Regions from separate parts of the Mus musculus genome. Here region 1 is linked to region 2. Evidence: chromatin loops called from intact Hi-C (ENCODE). Cell type or tissue: heart. All regions are shown on one strand. Each heading gives the region's core, and the rest is flanking DNA. Links, peaks and the distances in the headings are about the cores only.

Region 1 (5,381 bases), core at 246-5,245, 91 kb after region 2:
TACTTTGGGATTCGTTTTGTGGACCCAGATAAGCAGCGGGTAAGTCAAAATTCAAAGCACAGACAGAGTGCAGGGTTAGTAAATAGGCCTGAATCCTTGGTTGTATGTGACTCCCTTGCAAAGTTTAGCCTCAGGAGTCAGGGAACACTCAGGCCCTTTCGTTGGTGTCATTGCACTGAGCCTGAACATCACCTGAACCAGAGTTCAGCTGAGGGGACCTGGCATTTTGCAGATGCTAAAAAGGCAGCCCAAGAGCTTAAGCAATTTGCCATGGGTGCCTGCTAGAGGTGTAGCTGATAACCTATGGAGGTCAGTGTTGAGGTCCTAGCGCCCAATGCACAGAGAGGGCATCTCTTGCTTCCTTTCTAGTCAACGGGCTGACCTATATTTCAGGGATCTTGTTCTGATTAGGTAGAGCATCACTGGGCAATGCCAGTCTGGTCTAGGCAGGACAGAGAGCCAAACTGACGAGCCCTTTAGCACCTTGCAAAGCCTGTGGCTCTTTCCCTGGTCTGTGCAGTAAAGGAAGGCAGCTGTGGACTATGGGTCTTCACCAAGACCGGCATCTCAGATAGAAACAAATCCATTTCCCTCGAGCCCCTACATCATCTCCAGTGTCACCTTACCAGCCTGCCCCTCCCTTCTGAGATCAACCAGATATTATGACTCTCCAGACGTGTCCGTCTCCCTCCTCAGACCTCCAGTCTCTCCGTTCTCTGCCTGGAGCATGCTTCTCCTTTTCTTCCTCCTGACTTCCTTTTGGTTTGGTTTGTTTTCTGGTTTGTTTTTGTTTTTTGAAGATGGATTTTTATTTTATTGATGCATATGTGTGTGCGTGTGTGCATGCGTGTACACATGGATGCGTGCCGTGTGTTTGCTGTTGCTCTCAGCAGCCAGAGAGCATGTTGAATCCCCAGGAGTTGGAGTTACAGGCGGTTGTGAGCTTCCTGACCAGGGTGTTTGGAACTGAACCTGGGTCCTCTCCAAGAGCAACAAGCACTCGTAAACACTGAGCCATCCCTCCAGCCCCAAAGCTACCTTCTTTTCATATTTAAGGTCTTTCCTGGCTTTTTGCTTCCTCCAGGAAGTCTCCCTCAAGGTTGCCATATATCCCTCTATGGCCCACTATGTCCTTTAATACCTACCCAACATAGCACTTCCTGCACTGTGCTGACAGCCTTTGTCCCCACAGAAGTTTAAGTTCCAAGAGGGGACAGACAGACAGACTGTACCTCATCTGTCATTGTCTACCATGGAGCCAGTGCAGGGCCTGGAAAGCAGTTGACACTCAGTAAGCATTTGTTGAAGGGATGAGTTGACGGTTTGTGGTGCCTTGATGCTCACCTTCATCTTCCCAGCCTGCAGACACCTGCATTTCTGCAGGTGATTCATCATCCCTCTGCTGACTGTGAGGATGTGCTGTTTGGCATCCCTAGGAAGTGGGAAAATATGCAGACACGTGCAGGCTGCGCGCTCCTGCTCACTTACCACCCGTGCTCCAGTCTCCACAAACATCATCATAAATCCTAGAGTGCTTCACAAATCCTGTAGGGCCTCCTTTCCTAGGTCCAAGATTACCCCCACAGTCCCAGACAGGGCTGTCTCTGCCTTCATGGTGGGTCTCGGCCACTAAGAAGCCACAGCAGCATCTCAGCACTACCCAGAATGACAGATGCTGAGGGAGAGTGGATACGCCCTTCACCGTGCCACAGTCAGATGCTGTTCATCTTTTGATTGTCTGAGCCACTTTGTCCTCTGGATCCTGTTTAGGGTTATGTACTAAAGACGTGAATTTTAGAAAAGACTCTTATGATACCTACCATGCCCTTTTCCTCTGACTAGCCTAGTCCCCACACTTCATGTATTTATCTTGCCTCTCCCAGCCTGGCAGAGCTGTGAACAGCATCATGGAGACTTATCCTCAAAGTCTGCCCCTTGCTCTGCCCTGTTGGCATGCTGCCCTTAGCTCTAGACCTTAACATGTAATCACTAAGTGCCCAGAGAGCAAGAACCAAACTGTCTTCACTACAGTATGTGCCCATTCTCCAGGAAGTGGTGGGAGTTTGGGGTATTGGCTTTTCTTTTGCCCCTAGTGTTTGTTTGGACTAAGTGCTCTCTCTTGGGGAGTGGGGTATATATACCAAGATCTCTTCATCTCCCCCAGAGCTGGTGGTATAAAAAGGCAAGGGACAAATGTGTCCTGTTGATCGCTTTCTCAGTTAGGGTAGGATGTGCTTGAAGAGAAAAGGATGACTGTGGAGTTGATCCAGATTAAAGAAGGGTAAACAAGAGAAGACTGGGAAAGAAGAGACATGCCCCTTTAGAGAGAGTCTGCTGTAAGCTAAGCTGACAGTCTACATCTACCAGGCTGATGTAGACTGAGCACCAAGTAGTACCTGGTGCTGAATCAAGAGCTCAACATGTGCTCCATCAAGCAACCTTTAAGGCCAATGATTAGACTCCAAATGAATAGATTAAGACAGGTTGTCCAACCAGGGTAAGTAGCAAGGCCAGTCTGGAGCCCAGGACTGTCTGGTTCCGTGATTTCTGAGGTATCAGGCTGAAATCACAAAGTAGCCCAAGTGGGGGTGATTCTGAGCCTCAGAAAAGGAGCATGGAGCACTGAGGCCTGAGAGTCATGGGAGGTCTTAGACGATCTATGATGAGGACGTATTCTAAATCCACTAATTCATAGCAGAGATACAGGAAGTGAGCTCCTCAATCCCAGAGGCGTGAGGAAAGCCTCCTGCCTTGGCTCCAAGGTGGTCCCAAAGCTCACATTGATCTTCATCATTGCTTGCTCACTGGGTGTCTTGGGGCTCCTGTCTCTCCACCCTTCTCTCCTGGAGGAGTTGCCTCCTGCTGTGCCCTCTGTTTCCAGCTCCGCCTGAGCCTCTGTCCTCTCCACGACCTTTTTGCACCCTTTCAAGCCTCAAAGCATGAAGATTATTGCATTTTGACCTGTCTCCCCCTGAGTCTTGCCTCTTTTCCTGATCCTGCCTCATGGTCTCAGTTTGCTATTAATTCTGGGATTCGGTCTCCAAGATGCGTCACCACATTGCTGGAACAGTCTCATGGTTTTTCCACTGGGTCTCTAAAGTCCCTCAGAGGAGCTGTGATGACAGCTGTCCAAGCCTTCCTGGTGTTCTCCTGCTTCTGTCCTTCCTGAGTTCTCAGCACAGTCCAAACAAAAGCTGTCTCTTGCTACTGCCAGGGGGAGGGGCCTCCTAGTAACTGAGCTCATGAGCCCTCTGGCGATCATGGCTCAGGCAGCTCCTTTATTATTTCTATCTTATTTCTCTTACCTGTCAGTCTAAAGGTCTGTGTGCTATGTCCCCAGTACTTGCTGTGTTCTTCTCGCTATGCAGTCCTAGAATGCTTTGAACCAGACAGGCCTCCTGCACCTGCCCAGGCAAAGCTGCAGCTACAGTCGCCTCTGTGCAATTGCACCTCTTACTTCTGCTTCCCTGCGAAGCAGAGCTGCGGTGGGCCGTGTAATGTGAGAAGGGCCTCTTAGCCACGCTGAGTGGCTGTAATAAGTTGCCAGCCTCGTGGGAGCTCGGATCAGAGGAAGCAAGAGAGCAGAATGTCAGCCCAGATTATCCACATGGAGCCGACAGTCCTGGCTCTTAGTGGGTCCATTAACTACATGACCCACAGCCCAGCCCAGAAGGTGAGAGCTGGGAACCAAGGGAGGCCAGGATGCTGTCTGCATGGCCTTGGCTGCTTTCCTGCTGAAGAAAGTCTCTGCCAAGACAGTTACAGTAAGAAGAAGTAGCCAGGAAAGAGGGCACTCTGAAACCTAGCCCTTTGCCCATTCCACAACTCGTGTTGCCCCACATGCGGAGCCCTAGTATGGTAAACAAGTCAGTTGCTGTCCTCTGGAAACTTACAGCCAGCATCTTTAAGCGACTTCCAAGAAATCAAACCCCAAAATAATAGCAGTTTTAGCTCTCTGCCAGTTGACAAGTTGCTTGCCTAATCTAAGAGCGTCAGGCATCAGTAATGAATGTTATCAAGAACCCACAGAGATGTGGGAAACTGATCTACAGTCATCTGGAGCTAGAGAGATGGCCCAGCTGGTAATAGCACTTTCTTGCTCTTCCAGAGGACCCAAGTTTGGTTCTTAGCACCCACATGGGGCAGCTCACAACCACCATTAACTCTAGCTTTGGGGTTTCTGACACCCTCTTTTGACCTACACACACACACACACACACACACACACACACACACACACACATACAAATATCTTTTTTTTTCCCCCGAGATAGGGTTTCTCTGTGTAGCCCTGGCTGTCCTGGAACTCAACGCTGTACAAATATCTTTTTAAAAGAGAGAGGTTAGAATGGTCTCATTGCTGCCTTCCCTCAAATTTAAGTGCTGTAGAGGAAAATGAAAAATGTAGTTTGACTATATTTTAGCTATAAAAACCCATGGGGAGGTGGGCTGGAGAGATGGCTCAGCACTTAGGAGTACTGACTACTCTTCGAGAAGACCTAGGTTCAATTCCCAGCACCCACACAGGCCTTCACCACTGTCTGTAACTCTAGTTCCAAAGGAACTGACACCTTTACACTGACATACATGCAATACACATGAAATAAAAAAAAATGTGGGACAGGATATTATCCTGCACATTAGTTACAGGCAATTATCCCAAGAAATTAAGACTTTAACCATCCTTGTCACATGCCAAGAAATCCTGAGTAACACAAGCATTGGCTACATATGTTACTCAGACAAAAATGAAAATATATACTAGCCTTCTCTACCTCCCCTCCATTCTGAAATCTCATCAGTACTTTTTAGAGTTGCCACCAACACCCTCCACCCCACTCCTTTGCCAGAGGAAGCTGGCATTTAACACTGTGCACAGCAGACATTAAGTCCAGCAGCTCCACCCTCAAGCCAAGCATGCTATCCATGCATGCATCATTATCTCTGCCCATGGGCCTGCCAGGGCAGCCCTCAAAGCTTTAGAACCCTAGTTTGGGAGGGGTCTCCCAGAAGCCTGAGAGTGGCACCTGAAGCTAGGGTAATTTTCCCCTTCACAGCTGGTCCATCACGGGTACTTAGTTCAGAGCATGGCTTCCCTCTCTAAACATCTATGGATAAGCTTCTAGGAAGATTGCCTTCTGTCCCACCATTTCAATAGGATAAAACAGGTTGCGGGTGACACCGCTTCTCACCGGGGTTGTCTTGTCTTGTGCTCTCTGTTTCAGCATTGGTTGGAGTTTACAAAGTCAGTGGTGAAGCAGCTGAGATGTAAGTATTCAAAAGAAGCTAAGGCTTACCCTTAATGGGAGGATGGGAGGAACCCCCAAGGGTAGGAAGGTGTGGTCGGCATGTGTAACTTCCTACTGTTCGAGGGCACCCAC
Region 2 (5,381 bases), core at 242-5,241:
ATCACATCCAAAGACTTAGGTCTGTGTGATCCAGCTGGAATGCAGACACACAGCACGCCTTTATTCCCTCTGGCTGGAATACAGGTATGCCCTTAGTATACACCTTTAAGGTAAAGCTAAGTTTGTAGAAGGAAGCAGATTTGTTTGACAGTGACATCTAGTTGAGGAACAAAGTGATGAATCAGAGAAAGATTTGACGGGATGAGTCAGAGATAGGATGCGCCCAACTCTGATGAGAACAGCACAGGACAGGGGAGCCCAGGCACAGAGAGGGAGTCAGCTGGGAGTCAGTGCAGTGAGTGCAGTGTAGGGCGGTAAGTGCAGTGCAGTGCAGTACAGTGGAGCTGAGTTCTTCCCTGAGTCCATGCAGTGCAGTGCAGGGCAGCAGAGGCAGCTGAAGCCAAAGAATAAGAGGGAGCCAGAAGATTAGAACAGATTGCCAGAGTTCATCTGAGGTCAAGCAGGGCAATTCAGTGAGAAGCTGAGAGAAGCCAGATTAGATCAGCCAGCTTGGAGAGGAGTTTGAACCAGGACAGCTGAGTTGAAAACCTGCCAGCCAAAGTTCAGAAAGAGCTAGAAAGGGTGAGCTTATCCAGCAGTAAGCCTCCGAGATGACAATTACATCAGGCAGATAAGCGTTACATTTACAACCCACAGATTTGGTGTCCACAGTTTGCCATTTACTTTTGCAAACATGACACACTTTGTCCTGACCATGGTTCAATAAAATAATTAACAGAGTCTCCCTCCCTCTCCATTTTGTGGATTTTTTTTTCAAAACTGTCTTATTTGTGATTATGGCTTCTGTTACTGTCTTTAAAGCCAATAACTGCATCAAATTTGTGTGCCACCCCAAGCTCTAGAGTTTTAGGGGTGGAGTGCTTGGCATGTGGGGGGAGGGGGGCGTGTGGAGGCCAGGTGACATTCCTCAGGTGACATTCCTCAGGACTTCTCCTTTTTTTTTTTTTTGAGACAAGGTTTTTTTGTTTGTTTGTTTGTTTGTTTGTTTGTTTGTTTGTTTTTTATCAGCCTGAAGCTTGCTGGTTTGGCTAGCTGGCCAACCAGTGAGCCCCAAGGATCCTTCTGTTTCTCTTTCTCTAGTGCTTGAGTTAGAAGTATGCACAACTATACCTGGCTTTTGTAATGTTCTGGGGCTCAAACTCAGGCCCTTGGCAAGCACATTATGGACTGAGCTAGCTCCTAGACCATCAATACCCAGATATTTATATCTAATAATTTTATTGACTTATCCACTTGGATATCTGAGAAATAGCAAATTCAATATCACCAAAACCACCTGCCTGGCCTTTCTGATCAAGCCTGGTTCTTATCCAGCGCTCTCTTAATTAGTGAATGATTTTATCCTTCAGCATCCATCTGATGTGCAAAACCAGAAGCCTAGGGCTTGCCCTTTCCCCATAAAGGAGTCGTCTCAGTTTTGCTTCCTATGTAGCTCTGGGTTCGTCTGCTTCTGTCTTCCTTGCCACCACTCCTGTACAAGCTTTCTAGCATCATCAGTTTGTACTGCTCCAGGAAAGCATGCACCCGAGCAAACAAACTATATGAAAGTCAAGAGATGGTGTTTAAGGGCTGACCAATACCTATGAGCAATGGAAGAGATTACTCCTTACTGGGCGACTCTAGCAAGGCATCCTGGGAAGTACAAGGTCAAATGTCCCTTGTTCTGAATATTTACCACTAGAAGTGTTCTAATTTAAGTTTCCTATGTACCCGTGTACACATATGCACCCACAAGTGTGCAAGCACACTTATAAACATACCTATGCCCATGTACCTTACACCACACATGTACACAAACATTTTCTGAGGGTCTTTGGAATAGTTGCATAGACCAGAGAGCTCTCAAGCAGCTGTAAATATGGGGATATTTTGGATTTCAGATTTTTAACTAGGGTGTTCAACTTGTATTTGATTGACCTGGCTTTAAATAATTAAACTAAATCCATAATCGAGTGATAATTGATCTCTGGCACATAGTAGGTATTAACACATGTTGAATGACTCAAGGCTCTGTCAGTGTAGAGATGGGAGGAAGGAAAGACTTTTCAATCTTGTTATAGTAACGCTGTATAAATTAACGTCTATTTCTCTTTTCCTAGTTGGCTCCTCAGCTGGAAAAATTAATTTGATCATGTCACTTTCCATTGTTGCAATCAAAAACTACATTATATATAAATATAAAGGCATTTCCCCTGCCTTTCCTGAGGGATACAGTGGGAGACAGAGCCAGCCCTTTACTTACAGCCCTTTATCTTAGGGCTGCAAACCAGCTTGGATTGCTGAGGCTTCTTGCATTTTTTCTCTTTCTTTTTTAAAAGCTACTTCTAGACTTATGGAAATCTCCACCAATGGTGATACAGGCCAGGGAGAAGTAAAATCATTTAAATGCACAAGCTGATTCTAAGCAGTTATGAAAAAGGTCTAGTTAGGTAAATTAAAACTGTGTTAAAAAATAATTAACAAAAACATCAGCCCAGCAATGGTGGTGCACGCCTTTAATCCCAGCACTCAGGAGGCAGAGGCAGGCGGATCTCTGAGTTCAGGCCAGCCTGGTCTACAGAGTGAGTTCCAGGACAGCCAGGGCTACACAGAGAAACCCTGTCTTGGAAAAAAAAATGCATTTGGGTCCAGTGAGATGCACAGCAGGAAAGTACTCGCATGGTTCTTGCAGAGGACTTGAGTCCAGTTCCCGGCAACCATGTTGGGTGGCTTACAAGTGCCAGTAACTCCAGCTCGAAGGGATCTGATGCTTTCTTCCAGCCTCAGTAGGTATCTGTACTCGTGCACATATCCAAGTAGAGACACGCAAATACACACAATTTTTCAAAATAAATTTAAAATAGATGAAGATAACTAATATGTGTGACATCTATGAAGACCCGAGAGTGTCCAGCTAGGCCCAACTTCTTTCTTTCCAGTACCTCCCAACAGTGCCACCTAGAGACCAAACTTTTAGACACTCGAATCCTTGAGCAATAAAACCGATATTTAAACCATATCCACAGCGATAGTCATAACTCACTGCCCCTTAGAAGCAGGTTCCTAAGCATACACCTACATGAAAAGCTAGATGTTAAATGTAGGACAAAAGTCACAAGTTATTGTAAATTATATCATCAAGAAAGCAAAAGAAAAGCCCATAATAGTGGAAGAAAATATTCACAACTTATATAACTCATAAGGGACTTGTATCCAGAATATATAAGAATCCTTGGGCCAGCCCAATAGCTTAGCAGATAAAGGCAAGTTCACAGTAGCACTGTTCCGTGTAACTTAAAAGAAGACCCAGCTCAAATTGCTAATCCACTGATAATAACTGAAAATAATAAACGAAAATGATGGATACACAGTATTATAAATCCATATTAAAGAATTATATTTGGCAATAAAGTATTGATATATGCTATAATATTCTGACATTAAATGTAAGTGAAAGAGACAACATTATCACTTTGTTGTATTGTTCCATTCCTTTGTTGTAAAATGTTAAGGGTAGGAAAATCTGTAGACCTCAAAAGTAGAGTAAGTGACTGCAAAGAGCTGGTGAGGTTGGGAAGCAGGGCTCAGAGGAAGTGGGACTAGTTGCCATTAGCAATGGACTTTCTTCTTAGGAGGGAGAAAATGTTGTAAGATTAGATTGTTATGATGGTCATTATAGCCCTGGGCATATAACAAAGGCCACTGAAGTGTCTATTTAAATATATACTGTATACTGTACCCTATATCTCAGTAAAGCTATTTGGGTTTTGTTTGTTTTGAAACAGGGTCTCACGATGTAGCTCTGGCTGGCCTAGGACTTAACTTGCTATTTAGACTAATCTGCCCTCCCCCTGTTAGTGGGATTAAAGCCTGTGTCATCACACCCAGCTCAATAAAGCTATTTTTTTTGTTTTGCTTTAAAAAAAAAAAGAATTGAAATGGATGTGTGATACAATATATCTGTCTTTATGGTAGGAAAAGAATCACGTCTCCAACACATAACTTTAAACCAGTCTTATTGTTGTGATTTGCATCCATACTGTCCCCCCAAGCACATGAATTAAAGCATAGTCCCCACTTGGGTGTTTTGGGAAGGTAGTGGAAATGTTCAAAGATGAAGCCTTAGGAGGTCTTTAGGTCCCTGGGGCATGCCGCATGGGATTATGGAGCTTTGGTATCTTTCTGGTTCTCTTTCTCACTTTTCCACATACTCTGTGTTGCCTGGTGGTCCCCCTATCCTGTACTGCCACACTCAGTGAGTCCCAAACCCACGGGCCAATTGAGCATGGCCCAGAGCTGCTGAAGTACTGAGCTAAAATGGAGCTTCTTGTTGTAGGTTGGCTATCTCAGTCACTATTATAATAATGAAAAGCTGGCCAAGAGACACTAATCTAGAGGATTTATCAGGTCACAGTAAAGCTTATGCATTTCTGGATCTAGTAATTATGACTTTTGTGTATGTGTGTCTTGTGCTGGGGTAGTCTAGTGGTTAAAAATGGTGCTGGCAAGCTAGACATCAATAGTAAAATATGAATAAATGTGTTCTAAGATATCCCAGCTGGTATTGGTGTGGAAAGCTATAGGATAATCCTTTCATAGGGTATGTGGATGCCCCTCTAGTTCTTAGTATTTTAGAATTAATAAAAATTGAAGTTGGCTAACCTTAATATAACTTCCAGATGTATTAAATTTGCATATTGTGTTGTTTCCAAGAATTTCCAAAGACTAACAGTTTTAAAAGGTTGGAAACTGCTAAGAAAACTTGTAGTGACCATTGCTATTCTTAGAAAAATGCTTACACCAACACTGTATCTCAGGGCAGGGGCCAACAGAGTGTATGTGAGAGTACACCATTGAACATCAGGAAGACTGCTTCTCGAAAGGGAAACTGGACGTTTGAATTCGAAATAACCTCTTACACTAGTGTTTTTGTCTGTGGATCATGTAATGGGCATGCCTTGATTAGCATGGTTAATTAGATGCTGGATTAAGATAGAAGAATTTAGGGGAAGTGTGTATTATGTGGAAATGTGCAGTCAGCCAGGAGAGTCCTGATGCAATGGCCGGCATTTGTCTGCACAGTTGCTGTTTTGCAGACTGTGGTTTATCCACTCCATTCCTGGTGTGCCTGCCGTGTTTGCATAGCTGTCGCTATTTGCTGCTCCCTCCTTTTATTTTCCTGTGACTTCTTTCCTACTTGTTCTCTATTCAGAGCACAATTGAAGATGCCACAATCTTTTTCTTTGTGGAATATTTGAGAATGGAAGAATAAGCCGTCTTATCATCCTCAGTGAAAGGAGAGTGTGTTCGTTCATTCACGGGCTGTGGGTGCTTCCTCCCTCTGCCAGGCTTCCTGCTGGCTGTTAGGTGTTTCTGAAATA

Evidence for each region. A loop is a pair of places that touch in the nucleus more often than their neighbours do. Peaks named below come from ENCODE experiments on the same cell type or tissue, not always from the same donor. Only the 100,000 strongest peaks of a DNase experiment are listed, where the experiment ranks them.
Region 1: it touches region 2 in a loop (2.0-fold over the local background); 6 of 42 quality-filtered maps call a loop at or near these places.

What each region holds. Positions count from the first base shown.
Region 1 is chr2:121,586,316-121,591,696 of GRCm38, reverse strand. Frmd5 (FERM domain containing 5) reads left to right here. Exons shown (of 14, transcript NM_001360084.1): 2 at 1-39; 3 at 5,226-5,268. Among named protein-coding and RNA genes, the nearest start is that of Wdr76, 82 kb to the right of the region's middle. In heart, for the core only: a CTCF peak has its summit at 3,259; a DNase peak (open chromatin) is centred at 3,146; H3K27ac peaks cover 1,144 bases.
Region 2 is chr2:121,677,481-121,682,861 of GRCm38, reverse strand. All of the region lies in intron 1 of Frmd5 (FERM domain containing 5), which reads left to right. Among named protein-coding and RNA genes, the nearest start is that of Frmd5, 130 kb to the left of the region's middle. In heart, for the core only: a CTCF peak has its summit at 2,973 (motif pointing left); no DNase peak of the experiment used is centred there.